Regions from separate parts of the Homo sapiens genome. Here region 2 is linked to region 1. A link is a contact called in ENCODE Hi-C or POLR2A ChIA-PET data. All regions are on one chromosome and are shown on one strand. The core of a region is the stretch at or near the end of the contact, and the rest is flanking DNA. Distances in the headings are between cores, read along the strand shown. Region 1 has its middle 40 kb from the start of FOXK1. Region 2 overlaps FOXK1 (forkhead box K1).

Region 1 (3,132 bases), core at 339-2,838:
CTACTAAAAATACCAAAATTAGCCTCGCGTGGCCTGTAATCCAGCTCCTTGGGACGCTGAGACATGGGAATCGCTTGAACCCAGGGGGCAGAGGTTGCAGTGAGCTGAGATCAGGCCACTGCACTTCAGCCTGGGCAACACAGCGAAACTCTGTCTCAAAAAATAATAATAATAAAATAAAGTTGTGATAAAATATACAAAACATTAGGGTAGTGGGGGGGACTAGGAAAAGGGGATGGTTGCTGGGTACAAAAATATAGTTAGATACATAAGTAAGATCTAGAATTTTCTAGCACAGCAGGGTGACCACAGTCAGCACTAATTTGCTGTACATTTTAGAATAACCAAGAGAGTGCAATTGGAATGTTCATCACACAGAAATGATGAATGCTGGGGGTGATGGAAACCCCATTTACCCTAATGTAATTATAATACAAAGATCTCATGTGTCCCATAAATCTATACACCTACTATGTACCCATAAAAATTAACAATTAAAAATTTTTAAATTAAAAATATAGGTCAGGCAAGGTGGCTCACATCTGTAATCCCAAAACTTTGGGAGGCTAAGGTGAGAAGATCGCTTAAGCCCAGGTGTTCAAGACCAGCCTGGGCAACATAGCAAGACCTAATCTCTGCCAAAAATAGAAAAAAACATAGCCAGGCACGGTGGCTTACGCCTATAATCCCAGCACTTTGGGAGGCCGAGGCAGGCAGATCACCTGAGGTCAGAAGTTCGAGATTAGCCTGGCCAACATGGTGAAACCCCGTCTCTACTAAAAATACAAAAAAATTAGCTGGGCGTGTTAGTGCACGCCTGTAATCCTAGCTCCTCAGGAGGCTGAGGCAGGAGAATCGCTTGAACCCGTGAGGCAGAGGCTGCAGTCAGCCGAGATCGTACCACTGCACTCCAGCCTGGGCAACAAAGCAAGACTGCGTCTCAAAAAAGAAAAAAAAAATTAGCTGGGTGTGGTGATGCCTGCCTGTGGTCTCAGCTATTTGGGAGGCTGAGGTAGGAGGAACGCCTGAGTCCGGGAGGTGGAGACTGCAGTGAGCTGTAATGCCACCATTGCACTCCAGCCTGGGCAACAGAACAAGACCCTGTCTGAAAAATAAAAGTAAAAATTTTAAATTAGAGATATATAGATATACACAACATAAACTGCACTCCACCCATTTTAAGGCTAAATCGTACTGCATGGTATGCTCCTCCCTAGGACTGATGTGTCTCGAGGGGGCCTCTTAGCTGCTGGGTGCAGCTGCCCAAGGGGGCACTGCGGGGCCCGATGCCGCCCTCCATCCAGGTCACCACTGCACCTCCACGACCACCCACAGAGGCCCCACTTTGCAGGCGAGAGCCCGGGCTCAGAGGCCAGTGGCCGGCCTGCGCAAGGACACGCAGCAGGTGAACCCTCCGCAAGGCGAGGAGCAGGGCTGGGAAGGGCGAGGGCGCCTCTCCGCGCCCCTCCCCTGCCCGGCCACAGAGCCCGGCCCCGCCCCGGGCCCTGCTCGCGGCCCGCCCTGCGCCGCCACTGCGCAAGCGCAGGAGGAGCAGCGTGGCGCAACCTTAAGGCGCATGCGCGGCCGGCGCAGACTTGCGGAAGGCTCCGTTCCCCTCGCGTGAATCCGCCGATCCGGGCTTTGGGGCCCGCCGGGAGCTCTGTTTATAAACACACGGCGCGGCTGCCGGCGAGGGGTAACCCTAAGGGGAGTGGGGTCGGAGGTCAGAGGTCAGCGGGCGCGGGGTCGCCGGCTGTGAGACCGGCCCCGCCACCCTCGGGGACTGCTGGCTGCGCAGCGTGGCCAGCCGGACCGCCCTACTGCGCACCGGGGCTGCCGGGGCGCCACGTGGTGCGCACGTGGTCCGGCCCCGGCGCGGCAGCTCCCCTCCCCCACCACGCGAGCCTGGCCGCAGCGCCCGCTGGCGGCGCGGCGTTGCACATTGCGCGTGCGCACAACTCGCCGCGAGGCGCCTTCCGGTGGCGCGGCGGGGTCGGTTGCCTCCTCGCGACGGCTGCGCCGGGATGTTCCGGGGCGGTGGGGTCGCCTGCCCAATGTCGGGTGCGCGAGTGACGGGTGGAAGCTGGATTTGTGCGCGTTCTTCAATGCTCCAAAGGGAGGAGGGAGCCTCCGAGAGTCCACGTGGGGCCGGTGGGATTCGCAGGGTCCGTTTTCTAAACATTGGGTGTCCTCGAACCTGGGGGCGCGGGCTGTGTCCGCCCCCAGCAGGGATGACCATGCCTGGGTCAGTGGCTGCATAAATAAATAAACGAATGGGGAGGAAATTGATAAAATATTAAAAGAGTGTTGTTTCAGAGTTTTTACTATGTCACCTCTTACAGATTTATGAGAGTTTGTTGTTTTTTGGAGAAGAGGGGTCTCCCTATGTTACCCAGGCTGGTCTCAAACTCCTGGGCTCAATCCATCCGTCCGCCTCAGCCTCCTGAAGTGCTAGGATTACAGGCGTGAGCCATGGTGCCCGGCCTGTTGATGAGATTCTACGTGAAATATATTGGGCGTTACCTAAGCACTCAGTCAGTGGTAGTTCTTATAGTTGTTGCTTAAAAACAGAAAGAAATGTCATACCGTGTTCTAAAAGGATTTGAGAAAGGTTTGCAAAGACTAAAAAGCAAGTGGCAGGGAAAAATAACATACGCAAACTTCCTCCTGACTTTTTCTGCCATTTTATAGCAAAGGCTCAGAATTGCATTGCCATTGTCGGTTGTTTCGGTAAAATTAGTGTTCCTCAAGTTATCTACTCCAGGGACATTTTTTTTTTCTTGAGACAGGGTCTTACTCTGTTGCCCAGGCTCGAGTGCAGTGGCACAGCCATGACTCACTGCAGCCTCAGCCTCCGGGGTCAAGTGATTCTCCTGCTTCAGTCTCCCGAGTAGCCGGGATTACAGGCGCGAGCCTCCATGCCCAGCTAATTTTTGTATTAATGTACTTTATAGGAGACAGGGTTTTGCCATGTTACCCAGGCTGGTTTCGAACTCCTGGCTTCAAGTAATCCTCCCACCTTAGCCTCCCAAAGTGCTGAGATTACAGGCATGAGTCACCACACCCAGCTCAGCAATATCCTTTATTATTTTATTTTTTATTTTTGTAGAAACGAGTCTCACTGTATTGCGC
Region 2 (3,132 bases), core at 174-2,673, 84 kb after region 1:
TGAGATGGAGTCTTCCTCTGTCACCCAGGCTGGAGTGCAGTGGTGCAATCTCGGCTCACTGCAACCTCCGTCTCCCGGGTTCCGGAGATTCTCCTGCCTCAACCTCTCGGGTAGCTGGGATTACAGGCACCCACCACCACGCCCGGCTAATTTATGTATTTTTTTGTAGAGACGGATTTCACCATGTTGGCCAGGGTGGTCTCGAACTCCTGTTCTCAAGTGATCTGCGTGCCTTGGCCTCCCAAAGTGCTGGGATTACAGGCGTGAGCCACTGTGCCTGGCCCAGAGTTCGCTTTTTCTTTGGTTGGGGAGCTCTGACTTAATTTCTCTCTGAAGCCAAGCATTTCTATTTTGTCCAAATGTGTCAATCAGGGGTCTGTGCCTCGTTGTGTGTGTGTGCGCTGCGTGGCTCCACGGCCCCCATCCTAGACTGTGGTCCAGGCCAGGGCTCTGGGCTCAGCAGACAGCCAGGCTGCTTCCACTGGTCTGTGAAGCTTCTGTCTCAATGCTCAAGGTGGCCTCAGTGTTCAGCATGGTTGCCAGTGCCCCGGTCATTATGTTTCCATTCCAGAGGGGAGAGAGGAGGGAGGGATGGTGGGCGGTGATCCTCTGGGTAGCTCTCTGCCCACCTCTTCTGAGACTCCCACGAGGGCTGTGCCGTAGGCCACACCCACTTTGCATTGCTGGCCCCCAGCTGCAAGGGGAGCAGGAAAGTCACCTTTTAGCTGAGTGCGTGGCCACACAGAAAAATAGTGGGGACAGGGAGAGGAGAAGTGGGTTTGGGGGGAGCCCCGCCCTCCTAACCCTGCCTGCTGCCCTCTGTCCCCAGCAGGAGCTCCCCCGAGGCCATCCAAGCGCGGTGCACCCGCCACCCACAGCGTCCTCCGCGCCCACGTTGCCCTAAACCCCACTGTGCTGTGCTCTCTCGCAGTTCCTGCAGGCGCGCGTTCTCTCTCTGAATTTGTTTCATTTCACTGCGAGTTGGGGTCGCGGGGGTAGATCGGAGCTGCCTCTTGAGAATAGCAGTGCCCAGGCTTTGGCCCAGGTGGCCGGAACGCCCCTTGGAGCACCGACGCCATCGGCTCCGGGAAATGCAGCGAGCACAGAGCCCAGTCCCTTGGTCTGACCGGGGGCGCTGCTTTTGTTCAGAAAGCGGTGGGGGTGATGTCATCGGATTTTTTTTCACTGCTGTTGCCCAAAGTGAAACCGGGCTTAGTTGTTGTCTCAGGAGCCCAGCCAGCCAGGGGGACACGGCCTCCTGCCCACAGGCAGAGGCCCGGGGCCAGATGTCCGCTTTCTCTTTCGCTCCGCAGGAGTGAGAAGCAAGGACCTCACTGCCTTTGTGCGGCCGGGCCCCTCCGGCCAGTCTGCGTGAACGGACTCTCCGGGCCTCGCCCATGCTCCGGGCGTGTGGCTGTGTTGGGAGGACGGGAGCTCTACTGCTTGGCAGTGGACACACCAAGGCTGCCGACTGGCCCAGTGGGTGGCGATGCCACTTACATGTGATTTCTCAATCTCCGTCAACTGCCGTGGCTGCCCGGGCTGGGCTGCCCTGTAGGTTTCAGTTCTTCAGGGCAACAGGCTGGGATCCAGGCAAGGTGCCTGCACTCAGAGGGGTAGGGAGCCAGGGGCACATGTGCTGGGCGTGGGCTGGGGCTTCTGGCTGGCAGGGGTGTGGGTTTGGGCCTGGTGGGATTCCCCATATTAGGAAGGTGAGCTGAGCTCGGCTGCAGTGGCTGAAGCAAGGAAGTGATTTGTCAAGCCATTTAGACACTGTCCCTGTTTTCTTTCAACAAACAGAACTTTTTTTTTTTTTAAGCAGCGAAGACCTTTTGCTCTCTGTTGGGGTGTGATTGGGGTTTGCATTTGGGGGCTCTCTTGAGCTTTGCCGCTGTCTTCAAGGATGGTATCTAAAGGGAAAGTCTTAAAATAAATAACTTTGAATTTGGATAGGAATGTCTATGCAGTGAGGGACAGGAGGCTTCCGTGTGTTTCACTAGAACGTTCTTGTTTTTGGCCTACGAATGCTTTTACTTAGGAAGCACGAGACCTGTGCTGCAGACCGTCTGTTGGAGCTGGCCGCGGCAGGACGGCGATCACCTTCCTGGCAGGCCCCTCCTGGATTCTGCCCTCTGCTTCTGAAAGCGTTTCCTCCATCAGCTTTAGCAAAACTGGGCCTGGCAGATCATTTGAAGTCAGGAGTTCGAGACCAGCCTGACCAACATGATGAAACCCTGTCTCTACTAAAAATACAAAAAAGTTAGCCGGGCACAGTGGCACGTGCCTGTAGTCTCAGCTACTCAGGAGGCTGAGGCAGGAGAATCGCTTGAACCCGAGAGGTGGAGGTTGCAGTGAGCCAAGATTGTGACATTGCACTCCAGCCTGGACGACAGAGCGAGACTCCGTCTCAAAAAAAAAAAAACCGTGCCTGGGCCTTGGAGGTGCCTGAGTCCAGAAGACAGACAGCGGGAGCTCACTCCTGCCATGTCGCTCTTGTTTCTTCTCCCCTCTGCAGGGCGGCAGCTGCTTTGCCCTCAAGACTTCTCTTTTCGCCCACTCTATTCATAGGGGGAAATGACAACACAGGCGCTTTCCCTCAAACTCTGTGTATTCATACATCACCAGAGTGTTCAGAGAAGTGGGATATTTTGGTGAGTTAATTTACTTAATGTGCTTAGCACACAGTACCTGGTATATATAATAATAGCAGATATTAGTTGTCAACTACTAATTTTAATTTTTTTTTTTTACAAACGGGGTCTTGCTCTGTCACCCAGGTTGGAGTGCAGTGGCACAATCATAACCCATTGCAGCCTTGAATTCCTGGGCTCAAGTGATCCTCCTGCCTCAGTCTCCTGGAGTAGCTGGGACTACAGGCATGCACCACTATGCCAGGCTAATTTTTTTATTTTTATTTTTTGTAGAGACGGGGTCTCACTCTGTTGCCCAGGCTGGTTTTGCACTCCTGGCCTCAAGTGATCCTCCCACTTTGGCCTCTCAAAGTGTTGGGATTACAGGCGTGAGCCACTGCTCCCAGCCTATTATTATTATAGAATTTCATGTTAAGGTTTGCAGGTTATTCTTTTACTTTATTTTTAAATTTTATTTGTTTATTTTTTTGGCAAGGGCGTC

Evidence for each region. A loop is a pair of places that touch in the nucleus more often than their neighbours do. ChIA-PET counts read pairs that join two places held with the same protein, here RNA polymerase II (POLR2A). Pooled maps may share reads with other maps.
Region 2: a map of B cell shows a loop between it and region 1 (17-fold over the local background). The contact joins two enhancer-like sites. A Hi-C loop is called at or near these places in 12 of 168 maps with a recorded cell type or tissue (B cell, CD8-positive, alpha-beta T cell, Caco-2 and 8 more), 18 of 37 single-sample maps with no recorded cell type and 21 of 50 pooled maps. POLR2A ChIA-PET finds 5 or more read pairs at or near these places in 27 of 52 experiments (A549, A673, AG04450 and 20 more).

The regions. Positions count from the first base shown.
Region 1 is chr7:4,640,268-4,643,399 of GRCh38, forward strand. No RefSeq gene overlaps it. Among named protein-coding and RNA genes, the nearest start is that of FOXK1, 40 kb to the right of the region's middle. RefSeq lists silencers at 1,353-1,552, 1,653-2,042. Within about 2 kb of position 1,589, at least 36 of the 41 ENCODE cell types and tissues checked have a DNase peak (open chromatin) inside an H3K27ac peak, as active enhancers do; they include A673, B cell, CD8-positive, alpha-beta T cell and 4 more, where a contact is called at or near this core.
Region 2 is chr7:4,724,213-4,727,344 of GRCh38, forward strand. All of the region lies in intron 1 of FOXK1 (forkhead box K1), which reads left to right. LOC124901581 (a long non-coding RNA gene) reads left to right here. Exons shown (of 2, transcript XR_007060199.1): 1 at 1-2,651. Among named protein-coding and RNA genes, the nearest start is that of FOXK1, 43 kb to the left of the region's middle. RefSeq lists enhancers at 1-467, 1,055-1,394. Within about 2 kb of position 1,424, at least 37 of the 41 ENCODE cell types and tissues checked have a DNase peak (open chromatin) inside an H3K27ac peak, as active enhancers do; they include A673, B cell, CD8-positive, alpha-beta T cell and 4 more, where a contact is called at or near this core.